Regions from separate parts of the Homo sapiens genome. Here region 2 is linked to region 1. A link is a loop called in an ENCODE intact Hi-C map of the cell type or tissue named here. Cell type or tissue: heart left ventricle. All regions are shown on one strand. Each heading gives the region's core, and the rest is flanking DNA. Links, peaks and the distances in the headings are about the cores only. Region 1 overlaps ARL15 (ARF like GTPase 15). Region 2 has its middle 52 kb from the start of LINC02105.

Evidence for each region. Peaks named below come from ENCODE experiments on the same cell type or tissue, not always from the same donor. Only the 100,000 strongest peaks of a DNase experiment are listed, where the experiment ranks them.
Region 2: it touches region 1 in a loop (2.6-fold over the local background); 22 of 110 quality-filtered maps call a loop at or near these places.

The regions. Positions count from the first base shown.
Region 1 is chr5:54,224,554-54,232,889 of GRCh38, forward strand. All of the region lies in intron 1 of ARL15 (ARF like GTPase 15), which reads right to left. Among named protein-coding and RNA genes, the nearest start is that of ARL15, 82 kb to the right of the region's middle. In heart left ventricle, for the core only: a CTCF peak has its summit at 4,826 (motif pointing left); a DNase peak (open chromatin) is centred at 4,818; H3K27ac peaks cover 298 bases.
Region 2 is chr5:53,867,097-53,875,432 of GRCh38, forward strand. No RefSeq gene overlaps it. Among named protein-coding and RNA genes, the nearest start is that of LINC02105, 52 kb to the left of the region's middle. In heart left ventricle, for the core only: a CTCF peak has its summit at 4,127 (motif pointing left); no DNase peak of the experiment used is centred there.

The DNA of each region.
Region 1 (8,336 bases), core at 32-8,031:
TATAAATCAGCATCTGGGCTCAACATTCAGATACTGGATTGTGAAACTCAAGAGGGATCTAGGGACTGAAACTGAAAACCTGGACATCATCAGTGTAAAAATGATAGTTGTCACCACCCCTTGAGAGTGGGAGTGGTGGGAAGGGAAGGGAGAGAATATTCATTTTTTTACTTTATAACAAACTTTTATTGTTTGAATTTTTATCAACAGCACATACTACTTTTTGTGGTCTTTTAAAAGCCAATGTTTTAAAAAAAATAAAGCAAAAAGACTGAAGCCATAGGAACAGGCAGTATCACAAATTGACTTCTCAAATATGTGCAGTTAATGTACACAAGCACTCAGGTGGGAACTGAGAAACACAAAGGTGATTTCAACCCAAGTCCTGTGTGAATCTAATGGGAAAATAAAGGCACTGGAGTCAAACAGGATTCAAACTCCTCTCCCACTAATAGTTACATAGGTGAATTCTTAAATTCCCTCAAGTTCAACTATTTTTCTCTAAAAATGAGGCAAACAATACCTCATAGGGTTGCTGTAAAGATGAGACAAGTTAACGTAATTAAAGCCCCTAAAGGGTAGCATTTGGCACACAGTAGGTACTCAATTAAGATTCCCTGATTTTTCATCCTTCTGCCAAGATGGGGAAACTCAAAATTTCAGTCAGGTTTAAAAAGAGACTGAAAAGAAGTGATCAGAGGGACCGCAGCAGAAAAAAAGATGGCACCATGTCATGGGGACTAGCGGAGAGAAGCAAAGCGCCTTTATCCATCCACTCAACATAAATGTACTAAGCATTAACACCTGCTGGAGTGGATAACTATGTCAAAGGTGGTGGAGATGGTGAGAAGTAGATTATTTGACAACTAGGAAAGAGGTCCTTGCCGACTTGCAAGAAGAGTCCCAGCAGAACAGCAGGAGAAGATACTACTTGGCCAGAGGGCTAAGGAATGACTGGGTGGTGAAGAGTGACAGTAGGAAGAAGTGACAGTTCTTTGAGAAATTTGTAACTAAGGGAATGAGAGGCTCTTGTGAAGCGAAGGTTTCAGGAAAGTTAAGTAGCTCATAGGATAAAAGGAGGAAAGTCTGTGGAAAGGGAGAAAGTGATGGCAGGGAGGAGGTGGCAGAGTTCATTCACAGTGTAAGGCCCTGAAGCTGACAAGAGGGTGCCCAAAGTGAGGAGGCTGACCTTGGGAAGGAGTAAGGACACACCATCGCATCGGGAAGCAAGTGTGAGAAGTAGGCTGGAAATACAGACAAAGGTTCAGGTGTAAAGGAGAGCTGAAGAAATTCAATTGGATTACCATCTACCTTCTCATTGAAAAAGGAAGCAAGATTACTAGCAAAATAAGGAAAGCTGATGGAAATGGGACCCCAGGGTGAAGAAGGATCGAAAACTAAAAAGACTTTCCCAGGAGCAGTGAGGTTCCAGCAGAGGGAGGTGGCACACATCAATACTAAGCATTTAGCCCAATGTGATTGGGCTAATGTGATTTCCTCCAGTGATTTTCAGTGGCCTGGGATATAGACACGGGGGGAGTGGGAAGGCAGTCATAATAGTGGGCAAAGCAGAAGTTAAAAGGGCAAGGGATTCTAAGGATGCCAGTGAGCCAACAGCTGACACGGTGGACTGGGGAGGTCAAGGCCTGAAGGTTGAGCAGGGAAGGAAGGATGAGACTGAGTGACAAGAAAAGCGGCAGGTGGAAAATGGCCGTTAATTGGATTTAAGATGAGGAACAAGCACGTTTAGAGGAAATGAAGGAATGAGTAAGTGAAAGAACAGAAGGCTGTGACTGGAAGACAGCTCCAAGCTTGAATCCTTAGAAATGAGGCAATTCCAGGCCATGGAAAGGGTTGAAGCTGGCTGATTAAAGGGAATGCAGAAATTCCTGGAATCGAGAGGCCAGGCCTCCAGCCATTCATGACACTGGAAGCCGTGGTTAGCTATGATAATATCAGAAGACCAAGCTAGGCAAAGAGGAAGAGATCCAAAGGAGAAGAAAATGGAGGAAACAGAAAAAATATAACTTTCTGAATAGACTAATTTCAAAGACTGTTAAAAATAATCTTTCTTTAGAAATAATGCCTTGCTTTTAGTCTAAGTTATTAAAAAAAATGAGTAAAACCTTTAAAATCCACAGCAGAAAAAGCCATTTCACCATTTATATGTCTTCAACTGAAGCAAAAATCAAGGACCTGACTCTTTGTTCTTCAACTCAACACATCTGATACGGTGTGGCTATGTCTCCAGCCAAATCTCATCTTGAATAATTGTAGCTCCCATAATTCCCAAGTGTTGTGGGAGGGGCCCAGTGGGAGATAACTGAATCATGGGGGTGGTTCTCCCATTCTGTTCTCATGGTAGTGAATAAGTCTCATGAGATCTGATGGTCTTATAAGGGATTTCCCCTTTCACTTGTCTCTCAATTCTCTCTTGCCTGCCGCTATGTAAGACATCCCTTGCTTTTCCCCCATGATTGTGTGGCCTCCCTAGCCATGTGGAACTGTGAGTCAATTAAAACTTTTTCCTTTATAAATCACCCAGCCTCAGGTATATCTTTATTAGTAGCATGAGAACAGACTAATACACTATTTCAAACAAGATGGCAAAGTAACTGGTAACAACTGAAGGAAATAACGCTGCTTCTGTAAGCACTGAGGCCAAGTTGTCTGAGCTCACCTTCTCCCTTCACACACTGGGGAAGGAGGAGGCCTGATGACAGGATCCCTACACAGCTTGCTCAAGCACAGGTGAGCCACAGCACATCCTCCTGCAGCAAGCAAGGTGGCATGACTAACACAAGACCTAACCTCATTGCCTTTACACAGCTCTTTCATATCCATTACCTCTCTTAATCCTCACAGGCTCTCTGGGAGGCAGGTATTACTATGAGCGGCTTTTTATCAGTGAAAAAATAGAGACTTGTGGGCCAGAAGACTTGCTCAAACGCTGAGTCTGGCAGAAACCAAGGCCCTCCCACTCCAGAATTTAGCCCTTTCCACTAAATCCCACCAACTGAATGACTGCAAGGGCCAGATGCACAGGAGACAGCGCAGTTCAGAAAGGCCTGAATACTTCTGGGTCATTCTCAAAGTCACACAGGGCAGCTAAAACATAAAGCAAGATAAGCAGCATCAGCAGGTATTCCTTAGGGATACTTCACTTACAACTGAAAGAAAAGATAACTTTTCCACATTTGAGCACATTGAACAATTGTCAGTGTGCTCACAATTCATGAGAAGACAAGAAAACCCAGAGTCTACAGAAATCAAAAGTGACAGAATCATCATTTCAGAGCTGTAGGTACAAAACAGTAAGTGGTCTCTGGGTGTGCAGAAGGAGTTAACATTTTCTACAGAGTAACACCTTTTCTGAGAAGAGACTGGACTGGCAGAAGCAGGAGATAAGAGGATGGGTTGGAAAAAACCACAACATCTTCTCAAACCAAGAGAAAGACAAGATAGAAGTAGAGAAGGAAACTTGGGACTTGTATGTCTGTAACGCCAGAGGACCCTGGGCACCTTACATGAAAATTATCAGAAATGCAAATTATCAGATGGCTAATTTCTAAGGTCACCTGGTGCCAAACACATTACAATTTCAGTCTCTGCCTCACACATCTCACATCCCTAAAAATAGAGGCAAAGGGGACAAAAATTATCTTCAGAAAGCCTGGTGTCCACTAAGCCTGGCAATATATTCTATGACAAGCCACATTTTATCACAGAATACTACAATCTGAAAAGGTTCCCTGAGATACATACTGCTAATCTAAAGAAGTGTTGAACCAAAATTGTAACTAAATCACCAAATTCTGCATAAACCCAGGGGGTAGAATAGGTTCAATATTCAGGACTAGCTCAAACAGGTGAATTTACTCAGATAACTGATGAAATCTCATCTTCTAAAGTCCTTATTACCACGAGGACTGACCCCCCCACCCCCACCCACCCAGACAACAAAAGAGAAAGTCAATTAATAATTATGATATAAGGTTATTCTCACCTCCCCCATTACTGTTTCTTGGAGTTTTTATGAGGTTTTGCAATAAAAATTTATAGCTATCTGAAATAGTTCTAACCTCTTCCACAAGTAGTTTGCTTATTTGTTCATCCTTTTCCTCTAGCCCATGTAAATAAAACACAACCTTCACTTTCATGGTAAGAAAAATATTCCCTTTAATGAATTTCAGGAATCAGGAAGAAAACTGCGCTAGTCTCATGGATCTCATGTTAAGGATTCTAAGAATTCTTTACTTAAGAGATCTGTTTTCCTTATTCCTCAATCTCCTTTAAAGAAGCTGAGCATTTTTAAAAGGATATCATAGTATTACTTTAAAAGCACCAAACATAGCATCCCTGAAAATAACATGTTTCCTGTCGGGAGAAGCATGTTAAGGTGTCTGTGAGAGATTTCTGGGGTTTATTCTAATCCATGTTTCTGGGGGGCATCTGGGACACTCTAGGAACACAAGGGCCCCTCTTTCCACTTTGGTTGTCACTAGTCACACAGATTTTCTTACTACTCACTGCTTGACTGAGTCGTCTCAATTCATTAAACATTCTCTGAGCTATTGGCAAGACTTCAACCATGGTGACATTTCCTTTACACTAGATCATCCAACTATAGCCTTCCTAGAAAACAATGCTTGGACAGTAGCAAAAGCCTGTTGGGTCAGCTAACGACATCAAGTTATAATAAGATCTCAAAGTTTGTCTTTCTTTTTAATTTTTGTTTTCTTCTCTAGCAGTTACAACATGCACCTTGAGATGGTAATAGTCAAAGTATTGACTGAATGTGCCTGCCCCCTGGTGGCTGGTGGGGTGAAGGACACACTGTAGAAATCCTTCGGGTACCTGCATCAGAATCAGACACGAGAGATATGAAAGCAAGCACACAAATCAGAATTTGCTGTAGTGGAGTATTACGAAGATCTGGTATAAAATGAAATAAAATAGAGTTTAAAAAAGGAAAACATTACTAACAAACAGTTTTAGAGACAAGTCACCAAGATCTTAGCTTGAGATACACTAACCCAGGCTCCTCCTGCCAAATTATGAGCAATTATTGTGCTAAGTATCTATGTGCACCTGTTGTTGTCCTAGCTTCTTCCAATTAAATTATAATCTTAAGATTATTGTTATTCGGAAGAAGGAGTCTAGGTTAGCATATCTCAAGCTAAGAGCTTGGAAACTGAAACACATTTTAATTGTGGTCATTGCTCCACACCATAGGGGCTCCCTCTGGGACATGGTCTCAACTGGCTCTGGCCGATTCTGATCCCCACCGGCAATCTCACTTCCCGTTCTCCCCTTTGAGGCCAAATTGTCCATGGTGACTTTAAACCTGGATTCATAGATGCCTTCAGGACAGGGAAAAATCTAAGCCTGTGAGGCAGCAATACGGGGAGTAAAGGAGACTGAGGAGAGACCTGTGGTGACTAGGAACATGGCTTCCTACAGGCATTCAAACTCCATTGTTTAAAATTAACTCTACATTGCCCAAAAAACATTTTTAGAGCAGTGCTCTGCTCACCCCTGTAATCCCAGCACTTCGGGAGGCTGAGGCAGGTGGATCACAAGGTCAGGAGTTCAAGACCAGCCTGGCCAATATGAAATCCCGTCTCTACCAAAAATACAAAAATTAGCTGGGCATGGTGGCAGGTGCCTGTAGTCCCAGCTACTTGGGAGGCTGAGGCAGGAGAATCGCTTGAACCGGCAGGCGGAGGTTGCAGTGAGCCCAGATCGCGCCACTGCACTCCAGCCTGGAGACAGAGTGAGATTCCATCTCAGAAAAAAAAAAAAAAAAGAAAAGAAAAGAAAAAGAAAAAGAAAGAATGAAAAGAAAAGAAAAGGTGAACCAAAAAAGCACAAAGAAGGAAGAAGAGAATGTCCTGAATGGCCTTTCCCAACCACCAAAGACATGCACCCAGATGCCTCAATACGGTCTCCTCAAATGCCATGGGACTACGTCAAAAATATATATATATCTTTCCAATGAACCAGCTCCTGCTCTTGATTTTCCTATTTCTCTCAAAGAAATGATCACTTTCCCAGCCAGCTGGACTTGGAAAAGGTGTCATCTGGACCCTCTCCTCCTCTGTGAGGTATGAGCAAGTCTTCCCTGTAATCCTGTCCTCTCCCTCTGTGCGCCCTCATCCAGGTTCTCACTCCCTAGGGCCTTTTTCTTGTTCCTATGCATCCAGCATTTTCCCTTAGAGATCCCAGTATAATAAATTACTCAAATATGTGCAGTCCTTTGTAGTTACAATGTGCTTTTGCCATATTTTCTATTTTAGTTTTATTTTTGAGTATATAACAGCTTGGTAGGTAAGCAAAAAAAATACTATTTCTATTTTACAGGAGATGAAAGAAATATTGAGAGGAATTAAGTGATTTGGCCATTGCCACTACAGAATCTCACTAATAGCATTTTTACCTAGATCAGTAGCCCATTTCTCTCTCCTGCTCTCTGTTCCTCTTTCTCTCTCTCCCTCTTTCCCCTGCTCTTTCTGGTCTCCAGCACTGTATAAGCCAGTTGCTTGGGGAATGTTTCCACGTGGATATCCCACAAACACATTAAACTCATCATGATGAAAACCAAATGCACCCTTGGCTCCTCTCAACTTGCTGCTCTGCTGTTCTCTAGTTCAGTGAACAAGGATCACCCACCTAGAAACCTGGAAGTCCTGACTCCTCATTCTCCTTCACTGACCCATCCAGTCACCAATTTTCAAGTCTACAAAACTATTAAACTGTTTCTCGAAACCAAGTTTCTCTCAATCCCCACTGCCCACTTCTGCCACCCTCATCCAGCCTATAACATCCACTTCTCTGTCTCTCTCATAACACTCTTATCTGCACAGCCCCAGTCAATCCATCCCTCACACTTCACCTTGAATAATCTTTCACTCTGCTTCTTACAACATTTTGATGTCTCACCAAAACCCTCAAAATAAAAACCAAGCTCCTTAACAAGGCTGGCAGAGCTCATCAGCTTCTCTGGGTGGTAACTCCTTATCTTAGCTTAGGCTACCATGACAAAATACCAAGACCCTGGGTGGCTTAAACAACAGAAATGTATTTTCTCACAGTTCTGCAGGTCGGAAAGTCCAAGATCAAAGTTTGAGAGGGTTCAGTTTCTGATGAGGGCTCTATTTCTGGCTAGCAAACCATTACTTTGTCCTCACATGGCCTTTCCTTGGTGCATGAGTGTGGAGAGTGAGGGAGCTTTCTGGTGTTTTTAAAATAAGGACACTAGTAGTATCAGATTAGGGCCCCACTTTTAAGACCTCATTTAACCCTAATTCCCTCCATATAGACCCTATCTCCAAACGTAGTCACTGGGGGACAGAGCCTCAACATATGAACTTGGGGAGACACAATTCAGTCCATACTCCCTCTCCAATCTCAAGTGAAGGCCTGACCACTTAGCAGTCTACGCTGCGGCCACACTGACTGCTCATGTGCTGTCTCTAAATCCAAATCCTTGTGGAGCCCTCTCCAGAACCCTCTCCTTTTCCTTAGGCTCCCTATACCTTTTGCTTAACTAACCCCTCACTCTTTAAGTCTCAGCCTCCATAGTCTTAGTTCTTCCAAAAAGTCCTGCAATCTGACCTGCAAGCCCTTTCCCCTCTGGGATTAGAGGCCCTCACCAAATGTTCCCATGATCCTGACCACATTTGCCTGTATCCTTTACTAGATTCTTGGCTCTTTGACAGCAGGTACTGAGGCTGTCTGTTCACGGCTGCAACCCTAACATAACCCAAGAGCACTATTAATACATAGTGCTCTTTCAATAAATATCATTGTCAAATGCCATTCTCAAAAAGGTAGGCAGAAAAACAGGAAGGGAAGGAGAGACCAGAGTAAGCAATGGCTCCTTACTATCTATGGAAAAAAGTTTCCAGTTGTTCTGACATTCGAAGCTCCCTTCCACTGGGCCTCAAGACCCTAAGTTCATATTTGAAAGGCTGCACAGGAGAAAGCAGAGCCTTATGCTGCATTTGGGGGTAAAAATAGAACCAACAGGTAGAAATATGGGAGAAACAGGGCAGAGTGGGAAGGGCAGGGGTGCTTAATTAAAGACGCATGCCCACCTACCAGGAAAGCCACAAAATTGCTTCTCAGAACTTGTGTTCAGGGACCTCTCCGGTCTGCTCTGCCTTCAAGACACATTCTTTTCTCCTCTGATTTCCTCTATTCCCACAAGAGCCATCAATTGGAGTCTACCCTCAGCCCCTTGTTCGGCTGACACTCATGTTCACCCCTGCCCTCATACACCATCCTTGTTTGCAATGGCTTCACAACACCCAGTTCTATGCTTCTCCTAGTCC
Region 2 (8,336 bases), core at 31-8,030, 360 kb before region 1:
TCAGCTAAGGGAAGGATTCTCTTTCATTCTAAAGCCTTCTTAAATGTTGTTCTTTCTGTTCATCCATCCATAGGCACTTTCTATTGATTTAAAAAGATAAGTTTTCTCCATGGAGCCCAATAGTTCACAGCACCCACTTCCTGATATGTCCTCTTGGGGAATTTTGGAAAAGAAAAGGAAGTTTATGGCTGGTGAAGGGGTGTGCAAAAGAAATTCCTTTGCCTCTCTAAAAAGTCTTCTGACTGCAGGGGCAGCTCCACGGTGCATTTAGCTCTCAGGTTCCTCTTCGATCCTTGCTCAATCTCTGATTTCCCCGTGCTCTTTCCCACTGCTCTGTGTTTCTTTTCAGGAAAGAGTCATTTGGAGAACCTTTGCCATGGTCTACTTCACCCTCCACAGGGAATTGGTAAGGCAAGGAACTTTGGCAGAGGTAAGAGTTCAATTTAGGGATTGGCTATTTACTCCAATTCAAGAAAGAGAGGCATGGTAAAAAAACAAAACAAAATAAAACAAAAACCAGTAAGACAAGACTTTCCCTTTTTCACACATGGACTGAGAGAAGATTCTTTCTAGGAAAGCTCAATTTGATCAACTTTCTTTTTCTAAGGAATTGTGGTTGAATTTAGCTACCTAATGGGAGGAATGACTGAACAAAGGCTAAGTGAGGCCCATGTGAGTGGTTAAGTGGCAGAAGTAGAATTCAACTCTAGATCTCCTAATCCAGTTCCCCAGTAGTTTTGCATTGTTTGGCGTGGCCAATGGGCTGTGTGTATGTTTCCCTAGGGCCATACTGTGGGAGCTGAAATAGATGAGCTCGGCCGGGAGTGGTGGCTCATGCCTGTAATCCTAGCACTTTGGGAGACCGAGGCGGGCGGATCACCTGAGGTCAGGAGTTCAAGACCAGCCTGGCCAACATGGTGAAACCCCGTCTCTACTAAAAATACAAAAAATTAGTCGGGCATGGTGGTGTGCACCTGTAATCTCAGCTGCTCGGGAGGCTGAGACAGGAGAATCACTTGAACCCAGGAGGCCGAGGTTGCAGTGAGCCGAGATTGCGCCACTGCACTCCAGCCTGGGTGACAGAGCAAGGGAGAGTCTGTCTCAAAAAAAAAAAAAGCTGAGCTCATGGAGGTCTGAGTAGCTCTCCTTTGTATACCTACATTTAATCTAAGGACGTGATTTTATTTGAAGAAAGAGTTTCATAGTGAAAGAAAGATTGCCTTGTCTATGCCGTGTGACCTCCAATTTTAGGAAGATTCTACTAAGATAAACTCTGGAAGCCATTCTCAGGTAGGTCTGTGTGCACTCATATCTTTACTAGTATCACTTGTATCAGACTTGGTCTGGTCCTTTTTGTCCAAAAAGCCATATTGGAATAAAAAGCATTTACCTTTGGGCCATTGATTCACATACATGTGAATCAATGTCCCCCTGAATGACTGAAGATGTTCTAATTTGTCATTTTGCCATTTCTGACAATCACTGCTGAGATTTTAATATTTATTCTCTGTAAGAATGGCAGTATGGTTCTGAGTGTGGGCTTTGGTCAGAAACCCTGGGTTTGCAGCTGGCTCTACCACTTACTATGTCACCTTAGGCAACTTAAAAAACAAATCAAAACAACAAAACAGAATAATATTTTGTAAAAAACGCTTTCTGTCATATAGGGCTGAAGATGAAGTGAGCTAATATATTTAAAGCACAGAGCAAGTGCTCCATATGTATTTGCTGTTATTACTATTGTTGTTGTCATTATTATTTGAGGGACCCATGCAGAGGCCCTGCATAATGTCTGGCATCAAGTTCTGAAATGGGCTCAGCCTCATCATCCAAAAGCTCTAAATTCTTGGCTTGGGCCAGTAAGTTGTTGCTGTCATAGGTAATGATGTTTAGAACAGAGTTGTACCCACAATAGCGTAAGCCTGGTGGACTCAGTATATGAGTAATTCACCTCTGGAAAGGAGTAAGCTGGCAACCAGCTCCCACTTCCCCAAAGTGGTGGTGGAGCTAACAATGGCAGCCAGAAGCACTGTTCTCTCACCAGCAGGCAAGTGCAGTCTTTCGATCTGCTGTAGTTGGCTCAGCTAAAACTCACACTTCCAATTTTCACACTATCTGTAAACGTTTAATTCGAAAGGCTTTCCTATTTAATATCAAACAAGTGAAAAAAATCTCATCAGCTCATCAGTGCTGTGCCAGACTTTCATTGGGATATGGAGGCAACTGGAACTCAGCTGTGCAGAGACCTCAGTAGGATTTCTCAAATGGCTGAGTGGAGAGCAATCCATCAGCTTACTGAAATCTCACATGCCATTTGGTTTAAATATTAAGGTTCCTTTGAGGTTAAGTATTAGAACCAGAAGGAAGGCAGGATTACAATCCGTTAGGCTGGGCTCCACATGCTGCAATTGTCACAAATATACCTCTTTTCAGCAAGAGGGGTCACTGCCAGCCCCAAATCACCCCAACTTCCTTTACCAATCAGGCCTGGACTTCCACATCCCCATCAACCTGTCCCTGAGGCTGCTCAACCCACAGTCCAGACTGACAGACAGTCCAATAGAAATATAATGTGAGCCACCAATGGGAGGCACATGTCATTCTAAATTTTCTAGTAGCCACAGTGCAAAAAAGTAAAAAGAAACAGGTGAAATAAATTTTAATAATATATTTTATTTAATCCAACATATCCAAAATAGCTCCATTTTATATTATCAATATAAAAATTAAAAATGAGATATTTCACTTTTTTTGTGCTAAGTCTTTGCAATCTGGTGTGTGTTTTATATACACACACACCTCTGTTGGGGCTAGCCACCTTTCCAGTGTTTAATAGCTACTGTATTGGACAGAGCAGGGCTAGGCTATAGACTAGATTAATTCCACACATTGCACTACATCTTGAAGCAGCAGGCCAGTGGTGAAAACACCCAGCTGAGTCTGAGGAAGGGTCTTGAGAGGCTGAGAAGAATTGAGAGGACCCTGTGAAACAGAATCTGTCACCACAGCTCCTTTTGAAGTGCATTTGGGTTTGCAATAACTTTTATAAACATCATTGCTCCTCTCCCCTTTGTTTCACAGTTTGGGGACCCTATTTATCTCTGACGGACAAGAGTATTATTTTCTCAGCTGCAAATCATGTTAATTGGCCAGTAGATAGATAGGAATGTGGAGTAAACACCCCTAATACCTTTGATGACTTTTCCAGCCCCATACTGTAGATACTGTATTGAAGTGGGAGAATAGCCCCCTATTCCTGCTTAGGATGACAAGCCCCTGTCTACTGCAAGGAGGTGGTGGGGTCATGAATGCATTCTAATGTGAATGCATTTCACAATTTGGAGAATCCCTTGTTCTTTGCTTTTATTTGACACTCAGATAACTTGGATGATTTGGCCAGAGTAACTGTGAAAATGCAAGTTATCAGGAGTCTTTGAGACAAGATAAGGATGGAAGGTTGTTGTAGTGCATAGTGGCATTTGGTTAAAGCATTAATTTCTTTTCAGGAGAGTCACTCTGCCAGTTGCCTTTCCTTCCATAACACCGCCAGTCTTTCAGCTCTCAGGTCACTGGGGGCCTGATCAATTCCAAGGGATGATAAAAGGTCTTTCTTTTCCAAAGTGGGAGAAGACGGGTTGTGAAGAAGAAGGAAAGGCGAAGGGGAAAAACGCCAACCTAATCTCTGGCAGACCAATTGTAGGAACAAATATCTATGTGAGTTGAAGATATAGCAATTGGTTTCCATAAAACTATCCTGCCTTGTGTCCACTGGAACATCTTCCTACAACACAAGGGTAGGTATAACATAGTTTCATATCTGTTGGCTTAGAGCATACCATAATCTTCTCCATTGAGTCATAAACTGTTTTTCTTCAGAGTCCTCAGTATGACCCTGTTCCTCTTCCTCAGATCCAAATCCTCATTCCAGTTCCAGAAGGACTTTTCCAAAGGGCAACACAGCAGTGTGGCACACAGAGCCCCAAAACTACAGAAGACCTGCATACTCCAACTCCCGGGCAATGCTCAACCACAACTTCAGGAAGAACACAGCTGTTACGGGTTGAGTTTATTAGCACCTAGAAAAAACAAATTTCCCTATTCTGAATTCTCCTTCATCATTGTCCACCCTCTTCTGCCCTCTGCTGCCCACAAACAATTAAAAAGTGATGGTCAGAATTGCCTGGGGAGTTTGTTAAAATACAGACTCCTAGGCCTCCCATTCACAGAGATTCTGATTCAGTAGATCTAGGAGCATGGCCCAGGAATCTGCACTGTAAGAGTATTCCAGGCTCTCTTTTTTTGTTGTTTTGCTAGTCGTCTACAGACCACGCCCTTGGAAACCTTGCTGGACGTCTACTGGAGTAATGCTATTTCAATGTCAAGAGTATAATGTCAATATCAATGTGTAGTTTTTTTTCTGAGAATTTAAAAGGTTGTGTTATGATTTCAGGGTTGTGTTGTATTTAAGGAAGTGTACTTACACACCTTCCTGATCCCCAGTAGACATCAAAATCATTAAAAGGACCTATTTTTTTAATTCCCAAAAGTTTCAAAAACCATCTTAGAGGGCAGCCAGACTTCGTCATGGGTTACCAGAGCAAGGTGTCTGCTCATTATTTTGCCCCTTGCTGGGAAGTATCAAAGGGATTGCCATGCCCCTGTGGCCTCCTTCAAGGAGTTTTTTATGCTTTGTTCCATGTGACCCTGCTCTCCTGGCCATAGTCCATGGGACTAAGGATGGGTGCCCTATATGGAACCTGCATCTATAAGACAGCAGCGATTTATGAGTGATCAGTCCAACAAGAGTGCTCTGCATTAGAGAAGGACTGGTATATCTTCCCTCTGAGTTTGCATGCATCACAGAAAGGGGAAGTCAGCTAAGGGGAGGTCAGCAGGCAAAGTAGAGTACACACAGCAATACTGCATCAGCATCGTCATATGGTGGGACACCAGGGTGAGCAACTGCAGTAACTAACAATTTAGTGTGTAAGAGCTACCATACTACAGCCATTGTAAGAGCTAGTATTTATTAAGCATCTACTACTGGGCAGACAAGGTGCCAAGTGTTTTTTTTTTCTTATAGTATTTCATTTAACCTATATAAAGACCTTATAGTTATGTGGTATGAATTGTTAACATTCCGGCTGGGCATGGTGGCTCACGCCTTAATCCCAGCACTTTGGGAGGCTGAGGCGGGTGGATTGCCTGAGCTGAGGAGTTCAAAACCACTCTGGGCAACATGGTGAAACCGTCTCTACTAAAATACAAAGAAAAAATTAGCCAAGCATGGTGGTGCACACCTGTAATCCCAGCTACTCGGGAGGCTGAGGTGGGAGAATTGCTTGAGCCTGGGAGATGGAGGTTGCAGTGAGCCAAGATCATGCCACTGCACTCCAGTTTGGGTGACAGAGTGAGACTCTGTTTAAAAAAATTGCTAATATTCTCATTTTACAGATGAAGAAACTGAGCCTTGACAAGGTTAACAATTTGCTCAAGGTCGGCAAGTAATTTCAATGCTGAAATTCAAACCCAGTTAGTTTGTTTCAGGCTCATATGTGTATTGAAGACAGGGCTGGCTACATAATTTGCAGAGACCAGTGCAAAATGGAAATGTGGGACTCCTTGTTCAAAAAACTGGGAAAAAGTGACATTGATATAAAGCTTTTTCTTTTCTTCCAAGGTTTTGATCTTGCCTAGTCACGGTAATTTCTATTTGCTAGTCAATGTCATTCTAAATCAAGAAAAATGACACACTAAAATTATTAGCATAAATGTTACCATTCATCTTTTCACTGTGTAATGTCAGTTTTAAATGCCAGTTGTAGTTGTAACTCATATGCAGAATCATTGAAATTGCACAATTGAGATTTTATAGCTCATACATACATTTGTATTTTGCACAAAACTAACTTATCTGTTTTTTGTTTTTTGGTTTTTTTTTTTTGAGACAGTCGCGCTCTATCGCCCAGGCTGGAGTGCAGAGGCACAATCTCGGCTCACTACAACTTTGCCTCCGAGGTTCAAGCAATTCTCGTGCCTCAGCTTCCCGAGTAGCTGGGATTACAGGTGCCTGCCACCATGCCTGGCTAATTTTGGTATTTTCAGTAGGGACTAGGTTTCACCATGTTGGCCAGGCTGGTCTTGAACTCCTGACCTCAAGTGATCCACCCACCTCGGCCTCTCAAAATGCTGAGGTTACACACGTGGGCCACTGTGCCCAGCCTCATCTGTTTTTATTTGACTTCTTGATACATGTATATTACACCAACACTCTACTTTTGGCTACTGACAGGAAGGAAGAAAAGAACAGGAACTAGGGGTTGTCCTGTCTTCCCCTTCCTTCCATGGCATTATTTTCAGTGTAAGAGGTTGGTTAAAACAGGGAAGTTAAACAGATTAGAAGGGATATGATAGGCTTCCTTGCTTGTTGGTGTTTCTTAGAATGCCATTGCCTTCTTTCTGCATTTGAAACAAGTTCGGGTTCAGTTGGAAAGCATGGCCTCTGAGGTATGCCAGTGTCCTCTCTTTCTGGTCATAGACTCAACACAACTACTTTGTACTGTTTTGAGCCTTGCTGAACTCTTGTCCATCACGGGCCCATCCACCGAAATCCTGTGCCCAGGGGACATCGAAAATGCTGTAGATGAACAGGCAGACAAGAACATGCGTATTGCAATATCTTCTCTATTTGCATGAAGGCTCCATTGTCCCATGGACTTTACTTATAATACAACACAAGTGCTATAATAAAGTTATTAAGAATTCCAAGATGGTGACAGCAGAGCATTAAGCCAAGCACATGGCCCTTCTGAACACAGGACATTGTGTGAATGCATTAGATCAGTGGGCCCCAACCTTATTAACATCAGGGACTTGTTTCGTGGAAGACAATTTTTCCATGGACAGTGGGAGAGAGGGGTGAGGGATGATGGTTTCAGGGTGAAACTGTTGTACCTCAGATCATCAGGCATTAGATTCTCATAAAGAGCATGCAACCTAGATCCTAGCATGCACAGTTCACAATAGGGTTCACGCTCCTGTGATAATCTAATGCCACTGCTGATCTGACAGCAAATGGAGCTCATGGGTAATGGTCTCCTGCTGCCCACCTCCTGCTGTGAGGCCTGGTTCCTTACAGGCGAGTCTGTGGCCCTGGGGTTGGGGACCCCTGCACTAGGTTGCACACCTGTGAAGCTGCACCTGAATGGGATAATGACTAGTAGAGAAGTTTTTGTCATCTAGCTGTTGTTGGATGATATAAAGTCCTGCTGCCTCTTGAAATATGCAGTTCCTGTTAGCCCAACAGCCCAGTTATGCAGCCTCAGAAATGGATACCTGCCCACTTTATTTGTTGGTGGTTTTATTTGTTGGCTTATAATTAAATCCCATTATCTGAGGCAACTAGAGTGTGTTCAACAAAGCACTTTCTGGGCAGTTTGTAGGGCTCCTTGACCTCTGGAACTCTTCCATGAGTGGGTGGGAATAGCACCCTGCAGAACCTTTGCTCATCTGCCAATATCATGTGGTTCACCCAGTCACCTCCGGAGGCATCCAAGCCTGTGTTTGTTGTTCAGGACCAAGGGGCTGTGAAGCAATGGGTTGGTAACAAGGGCAAGGAGGCTGGTTTTCATGTTCTTTCTTCATTACCTCAGCTCCTCAGTTTGGCCTTAGTAGTTTTGTTGTTCCCTTTGACAAATGTTCTCCTGCTACACCTCTCATATTAACACATTTCCTTGCCTCCCTGTTACCTGTGACCACCCTAGAGCTTCTCCTTTCAACCCACCCTCTGCCCAGGCTACTTTCCCTAAGTAAATGTTTTGATTATGCTGCTCTTCTTTAAAGCATTCAGTGGGTCTCCACTGCCCACTACATTTCATCCCACTTCCTCATCCTGGCATTCAAGGCTTTCCACAATTTGACTTCAGCCTACCTTCCCCTTTGTGTTTTCATTCTCTCCTTTTGGGCAAGGGACTACTATGTATGATCTTTGCCTCTTTTGTGCCTCTACTCTTTTTCCTTTCTTCCCCTCCTTTCACACTTATTTTCTACATTGGATTAATCACAAGTACATGGTGTTTATTTGTGTCTTTCCACTCTACAAAAACATATATAACATATATTGCATATCTATCCTGTGGTCAACATCATGTAAAGGTGGGAGGGAAGTGTTTGAGTTAAACAATTTAGTGCACAGAATTAAATATTGTTGACTGTGTGCAGTGGCTCATACCTGTAATCCCAGCATTTTGGGAGGCTGAGGCACGCGGATCACGAGGTCAGGAGTTTGAGACCAGTCTGGCCAATGTAGTGAAACCCTATCTCTACTAAAAATACAA